Regions from separate parts of the Mus musculus genome. Here region 1 is linked to region 2. A link is a contact called in ENCODE Hi-C or POLR2A ChIA-PET data. All regions are on one chromosome and are shown on one strand. Each heading gives the region's core, a stretch centred on a gene start or an enhancer-like site at or near the end of the contact. The rest is flanking DNA. Distances are from core to core; before and after follow the strand shown. Region 1 holds the start of Tmem170b (transmembrane protein 170B). Region 2 holds the start of Nedd9 (neural precursor cell expressed, developmentally down-regulated gene 9).

Evidence for each region. Hi-C counts contacts between places; a loop is a spot of excess contacts on that map. ChIA-PET counts read pairs that join two places held with the same protein, here RNA polymerase II (POLR2A).
Region 1: a map of left cerebral cortex shows a loop between it and region 2 (6-fold over the local background). The contact joins the promoter of Tmem170b here to the promoter of Nedd9 in region 2. A Hi-C loop is called at or near these places in 1 of 37 maps with a recorded cell type or tissue (left cerebral cortex). POLR2A ChIA-PET finds 5 or more read pairs at or near these places in 3 of 5 experiments (Patski and embryonic stem cell).

The regions. Positions count from the first base shown.
Region 1 is chr13:41,603,912-41,607,827 of GRCm38, forward strand. It overlaps Tmem170b (transmembrane protein 170B), which reads left to right and starts at 1,971. Exons shown (of 3, transcript NM_001163572.2): 1 at 1,971-2,401. The coding sequence starts at 2,305. It overlaps Gm32184 (a long non-coding RNA gene), which reads right to left and starts at 2,165. Exons shown (of 3, transcript XR_382252.4): 1 at 1,648-2,165.
Region 2 is chr13:41,356,778-41,360,331 of GRCm38, forward strand. It overlaps Nedd9 (neural precursor cell expressed, developmentally down-regulated gene 9), which reads right to left and starts at 2,224. Exons shown (of 7, transcript NM_017464.5): 1 at 2,076-2,224. The coding sequence starts at 2,087.

The sequences.
Region 1 (3,916 bases), core at 721-3,220, 250 kb after region 2:
TCATCTACTAATAAAGATGTTGGGGATGGGTTAGTTTGACCATTTGGCAGGTGTTGACTCTCCCTTGTATCTCTGTCAGCCTTGAGCAAAAGGACTGCCAGCCAAGCAGCCGCTCTACCAGCACCAAGTATCTGGAACAATCCATGGATGCCTTAGGAAGGGAGCTTCAAACAGCTTGCCCTGTACTGTTTGCTATACAGCCCTTGATAGACTCTAGCTGATCCTGCAACTGCTTCTGCCTAGGGCAGCAGTTTTTCCTGGCAGCCTAGTAGTAGGATGGGTGTTGCTGATACAAAAGGGACCTCTGTGTAGTTGGTGCAACCACAGCCCTCCATTAGCATGAGTGATTTTCTGCGGTTGTTACAAACATCTCTTCTTTGGCTAGTTAAGCAGGTTTTCTGGTTCATTTTGTAAGCTGACGACAGGAGAGTTTAACATGTCCTTCGGAGGCTTGGCTATATCTGTCAGTGAATGTGCTCATGTTACCTAATAATGTTAAATCCCTTCGCAGCACCATGAGGTTAACTTCCCATTCTGAACTTTAATTCAGACTAGAAAGATAGGACATATACTATGGCTGCCAGGAAGAATTTAAAAAAATAGGAGAAGAAGAAGAAGAAGAAGAAGAAGAAGAAGAAGAAGAAGAAGAACAACAACAACAACAACAACAACAAAGAAAGAAATGAAGCCCCTTCTTTATCTAAAATGAATTTGATGTTAAACTCATTTATGTCTGATAGTCTATACTCCTGAATTGACATTTAATTCAGCCATTGAACCCTACACCATAGTAGGTTTTAGTACGGTTCCTCTTAATGACGCCCAAACTTTTTTCTATATTGTGGGAGCAAAACAAAAACATGCATAAATATAAACCTGCATATACATTATTGTCATTTTTAAGGTGCTCACCAAAAGCAACAATATTTAGGCAATTCGAATCTTCAGTTACTGGGCAAAAACACTTGATTGGCTTAGCTATTCTTTCTTCACTTCCTTCTGTAAACTTTAGCAGCAGAGTATTTGGAAAAAGATGGAATTGGGCGAGGGGGATGGGGTGAGGAGCACTAACGTTTTTTATGCAAACACGATTTTTTTTTTTTTAATTTCAAGTTAAAAGGTTTCAAACATCAAGGAAGACTGTAACTAGCATAACTGGAGTTAAGATGCTTCTGAGGCTGACCTTGGATTTGAAGGACAGGGAGACGAAGCTGAGTTAGTTTAAGTGCTGGGGAGATTCACAATTTTAGATGAAAAGAGTCCTATCTGGAAGAAGCGCTAGAGCCAGCCTTGGCCAGGAGGATTCATTCGGACACCTACGGGGCCCTGCGTCAATAAGTGGTTTCAGATCCTGCAGCTAAGGGGAGTTCGTATTTTACTGCTGGCCGGCCAGAAGACTGGCTGAAATGACAAAGAGGATCTATTTCTGTTTTAGTAGATTTAGCAAAGGGAGGGGCGTATCCAGGTCACTGGACGCACTCTCAGACAACCCTACAAATGAAATCTTGAGCATTTACACCTTTGCAAAAAGTTGCTCGCAGACGCCCTCACGGAGAGGGAAGGATCTGGAGCAGCGAAGCGCAGGCTCCAAAAATCCTGGCAGCTCCCGGGACCTATACACAGCTCTCTCATCCCCGCCCAGCTCACCGGTTTCAGGTTTCCGGGGGCGCGCAGTCAGGAGGGGGCGAGGGGCTTGGAGTCTGTTCCCTCGGAGCAGCCAATGAGCGGCGAGACCCAGCGGTGGCGCCAGTGACGTAGGTGGCGCTCCCTCCGCCCCACTGCGGGCGGACGCTGGGAGCCGACGACAGCCTGAGCTCCCGGGTGCCTAGGGCGGCGCGCGCGCGCGCGCGAGGAGCGGGGGGGAGGCAGTGCGCGTGCGCAGCCGCTCACCCCCGGGGAGGCGGGGCCGAGGAGCGGACACGCGCATGCGCGCGCCCCGGGGCGGTCGCGGGCGGAGGGGGCGGCTCCTCGAGTGTTGGCTACCCAAAGGCCGAGCGGCAGGCGGGCGGCAGGTGCCGCGGCCGGGCGCCGCTGCCTCGTCGCGCGTCCCCGCGATGAGCCTCGTCTCGCGGCCTGCCCCTGCCGGCTGCCGCTCCGCGCGGGCCTCACGGCGTGACCCGGGCCTCGTGGCGTGGCGGGCCCCCGCGGCGCGACGCGGGCCCTGAGCGGGAGCGGCGGTCCCTCCCGCGGCCCCAGGCCTCGCCCGCCAGCGCTCCTCGATGTCTCCCCGGCGGGGAGGACGCTGCCTGCGACACCCGCCGAGCGGCGCCCCCCGGAGCGCCCCGCTGCCGCCCCGCGGGGACGATGAGGGCGGAGGGCGCCGACCACTCGATGATCAACCTGTCGGTGCAGCAGGTCCTGAGCCTCTGGGCCCATGGCACGGTGCTGAGGAACCTCACGGGTAATGCGCCGGGCGGAGGGAGCGGTGGGGGACCCACTCCACGGGTGTTCGGGGCGTCCGCAAACCCGGCCCGGTGCGGGCCGCTGGAGCACGCGCGAGTCGCGCCAGTGCCCCGACTGGATCACAGTTCATGTTTCTGTCATTAACCCCCCCCCCCCCCCCCGCCTTTCCCCGTGCGCGCGCGCACGCACATACACCGCTTCTTGCAGTTTCGATCTTTTTTAGTCTTTCTTTCCTGGTTTAGCCCTTTTTCTTGCTGACAGATGTCAAACCAATTGCAGTACTCCTATTGCCTGCTCACCGTGATCACGGTGGACCGACCGTTCGTTCCTTTATTTGTTGAGAGAGAGAGAGAGATATGACTAAGTAGATAATAGCGGGGTCAGGGGCTGGACCAAGGTCTAGAGCAGTCGAAACAGTTGTCTTCTCTGCTATTTCCTTTTGTCTGGCTGTCTCCTGGCTTCAAGTTGCTGTATTTGTGAAATTGGAGAATTCTGTGTATTTCCCTTCATTAATCAATGTGATTGGGAATGGGGTTTAGCTACGTTATAGCATCAGGTTGTCAGAGTAAGCATTAGTACACATAATATGATTTCATATGCAGGTTTGCTTGTGAAGAAACTTCTGGTTTTCTCAGTGTGGAAGTGCTTAAACTCTTTTGAGTTCCGAGTTTTAAAAATAGCGTCTAAAGAGTAATATTGACTGGAAAGCAGTAGGGTCAACAGTTTGACTCCGGAGTAGCTGCTTTTGTGAAACCACAACCAAAACCCCAAACAAAAACTCAGTTCTTTAAAATGTCTTAACTCCAATTGAACGTTACTATTTCAAAATCTGTGTGATAGCAAATTAATAGTATGTAGTATACTTATAGGCAAAATCTGGCATGATACAGGGTTCATATGTTCAAGGAGAAAAATATAACGGCATTGCGTACCACCCAGATAAATTTTCAGGTTGCTTAATTCCTTACTTATGAAAACCACACCAGTAAAGGAGACCCTGGAGCCAGCAGAGGCGTCTTCTTAGTTGCATTTTTATAGTTCTGAAAAGTTAAATTTACATAAAGATCATCTCAAGATAGATCCCTTTATTTTACTTATGACCTTGTTCGTATTTGCCCACAGATTCACATTTATAAAGCATGAATTGTTTATTAAAGTACAATGATTAAAAACTTAGTGATATATATTGCCTGTATTAATGACCAGCTTGGCTCACTGAAGCTGTTTCGTATGTAGCTTGATAGTCAAGAGATGCTGTCTGCTGTGCCATGTACTGCTTAGCCTGTACTGCTTAGCCTGTCCAAAATAAGCAAGCAAATTCAGCTCCTAAGAGGAGACAATAAGCTCACCATTTACTGAGTATTACTCCAACTCTGCAAAGCATATACACAAAGCAATTCAGGCAAATTAAACTGCCCTAAGCCAGATAGTGAGCAAGTGGGCCTTCCGAACCAGTCTGCCTCCGAGTGTCTTCCCGTTACCACTGTACAGCTCTTCATTCAGCTTTGCCCTC
Region 2 (3,554 bases), core at 974-3,473:
TAGGGAGTTACAGATGATTTCTGTTTTAGGGTTTGCTTTCCCTTTCCTGGTAGTGTTTAAATCACCAGTATTAGATCAAGATCACTTTTAATCCCATGCTCCTCAGTTGGTGTGTCGGAAAAAACCCATCATTTAACTTCTGTGTGCCACAGTTGCTACTTTGGGAAAATAAGTGTGCCTCGGAGCTAATGGGGAGAGTTAAGTGTGACGGACTTGTATCGCTTTACCCATCATGCCTCTGCTTCAGCATCTCCTACACAGAATGACTAATTCTCTCCTGAAAGACAGTTATCTTTCATTAGCTAAATAGACTTTATGACAGAGGGAAAAGTGGCTCGCTTCTGCTATGGTCAACTCAGGGTGCCCATGTGTGAGTTGTTTACTTGGGGAGCATAGCGTTTTTGCTGGTGAAGTTGTCTACAATAATAATGAGATGATGGTGATGATGGTGATGGTGATGATGATGATAAATAACCATGTATTTCTATTGCTCGGCAAAGTGTTCAACTCTGGGCAGACTCAGCCAAGTGGAAAGCATTCCCCAGTTGCAGTTTCTCACCTGCAGTGTAAATCATCAGTCCCCATGATATTTTCTTTCCATAAAGAGCAAAGCGAAACATGATGAGGTCACTGAACCAAAGTGACTTTAGATGTCGTCACATGTCCTCACCTTCTAGACTACAGCACTCAGAGTTCACACCAGCTATTTAATGTCCCAATGATGGACAGAGTTAATCCTTTCTCTTTTCTCTATAACACTGTCTTGATTCAACAACAGGGAGAATGGGAAGGAAAAAAAAAAAAACAACATTGCAGGCTTGATACCATGTATCCCCATCACTTCCAAAAAGATTCTGTTCCTGCCAGGTAGAAAGCTGCATCATTTCTGACTGACTCCTAGAGCTTTCCTTTCTTCTGCCCCTCCCCATAGATGTACGAAATGGAAAGCTGATAGGAGATGACAATAGATATCTGGGTCTTTAGACTGCTGGAACTTCCCCAACAACTATCACTCATGCTTTGGCTCACAGCTTTTGAACAAGATTTATAGACAGGGAACCAGTGGCTGTTAGCTACAGCCTTCTATCCCAAAGGAAGGGCCAGAGGCTACATACCGCAGAGGGAAGCCAAGTTAGCCCCTAGCTAAGTCAGTTAACTGGCTCTGTTAAGTCACCTTACCAAAACGAATTTTTGAAATGACACAGTCCTTTAAAAGTCGAGGACTCATGTCTCTTCACCATTAAAATTAAAAAAAAAATTTTTTTTTAAAAAAAAGGATCGTAAGTAAGTACCGCCAAGTCATTGCCATGAACTGCTACTGGGCCAAGTCCCTTGGAAACTGCCTCATTAGACGGGATGTGCTGAGCAAGGCATAATCATTTTGCCAAGAGTAACCCCAGAAACCGTGGTGCAAAATGCAGTGGAAAATAGAGCTGCCAAAATTATGAGCAGGACATTCTGTAAGCGTCAGGGAAAATAAGCCAGCCGGAGCCTTCATACTTTCAGACCCGTTCAACCCCAATAAAGAGTTATCCAGAAATGACTAACAGCCATTTATTCATAAGGATGTGGGAATTCTCCATCATCGCGCCTATGATAGTGTCTGGGTTTTTAATCTGCTTCTACCGAAAGGACCTCGAGCAGACAGCTTCCCAGATCAAGTGCTTAAGGCAAAAATCTGAAAAGGTGCTTTTAGAACCTGTCAGAGACTCAGCAGTTCTGACTCTCCTTATTATGGCTCCCCAAGCTGGCTTTGGTCAGGCAGAGACCTGCGACTTGCCTGCTGCGAGGCGAGTTAGACACCCTCTGATCTCTGGCGGCGGCTCCTATGCTAACTCTACTCCACCGCCTTCCGCCACCCACAACAACTTTCAGAACCATGCACCAAGAACTAGTGGATCTGAAAGCGCATGTCTGCTGGCGGTACACCCGGGGGAAGCCTGGAAGCGAGATCAGACGCAGCTCGGCAAAACCAGACACACAAGGGATCCCTGCCCAGTTGTCAAGGTGGGAAAGGCGCCGGCCGGCACAGCTGCCTCTAGCTTCTCAGGAGACGGCGTACAAGGCACTCTTACCTTGTACTTCATCTCGGCGGTGATCTGATGAGCCCTGGTCCTATCGAATCACACAGTGAGTGAGGCACTGCAGAGTCCGCCCCTCCATTGAGCGCTGGGCTGGATGGAAATGAGAAGCCTTCGCCTCCCGCGCACTGCGGAGTCTCTGAGCTCACAGCCCAGATCCAGACCAGCACGGCGCGGGCCTCGTTTGCATACCGCGCCGCCATTGGCTGCTGGTGGCGGTGAAGGTAACGCCTCCACCCCGCCCACCTCTAACTTCTGAAACCCTCCGACAAAGAGCGTGTAATACGATCATTTCTTTTCACGTTATCAAAAGGGCGGAGGAGAAAACAGAAAGTGGGGAGGCGGCCCCAGCCACCCGGAGAAATAAAAATATAAAGAGGAAAGACATAGGAACCAGACAAAGGAGGTACGTTCCTTTTGAGAGTAACCTAAGTTTTAAAGAATCCGAATTCACAAAGCAGTCTGACGATCGCGCTTCCTGTGACCTAGCAACTAGTTCATAAACCCATTTCATTTCAAAGCCATTCACCTTACAATCTCTACATGAAACGAGCTGGAGGAACAAAGGGTTTTCTGTCTCCAGTACCCCCCCCTTTTTTTTTTACTAACCACCCCTGCTGATAGCTCTCTTTCCCTGTCTTTTCTCTTCCCCTTCCCTTTTCTGTGGCTGCTCCCCTCACCCCCAAGTGTTCAAAGTACTTTGCTAAGTCAGTCTGCTAGGAGCTGGAAAACATTTCTTTCTCAATGAAAAGGAACTCACTCATAAGCACCAGGCCTTCCCGGTTCTTCTCACTAGGACCTCCGAGGATAAAGGATAGGTGGGAACCCATGCAGGTTCTATAGAACACACCCGATACATCACGCCTGTCCAGCCAGCACTCTCCTCTTTGACCGCTGGCATTGCCAGATTCCGCTTTTGAACACCGAGGCCTTTTCCTTTTGACCTCTCTCCCCCAAATGACCCATTAGCCCACTCACACTTATTATTCAGGGAGAACGCTTCTGTTTGATAAGCCTGGTTTAAAAAAAAAAAAAAAAAAAAAAAAAAGAACAGCCTCTTTCAGGCAGAGCGCGGGACATGATTTGTAGAGCGGTTCCATTCTGAGATTTCTATAGAGAAAGAGAATCACTCAGGAGAAGACAGGCTTTTCTTTTCCTCGGGCCTCAGGACTTGGAGTATTCAGGACTATCCCCCAGTTGGGATGCATTCCAGCCAGACTGCACGACTCGGGTGGAAAAAAAAAATCAGCTCTTACTTCTTTCCTGACTAAGGTAGTCCAGAATCAGTTTTGCCTCCCCAATCCCCTTCTAAATTTCCAATGGATTAAAACTTTTGAAAATAAATGATTTAAGCCAAAAGCATAGGAGAGCAGATGCCGCATAAAAGTGGTTTCTGGGGGTGGGGGTGGGGGTGGGGGTGGGGTAGGGTTTACATTGACAATTGAATCCACATTTGGCTGCAGCTTGGAGTTT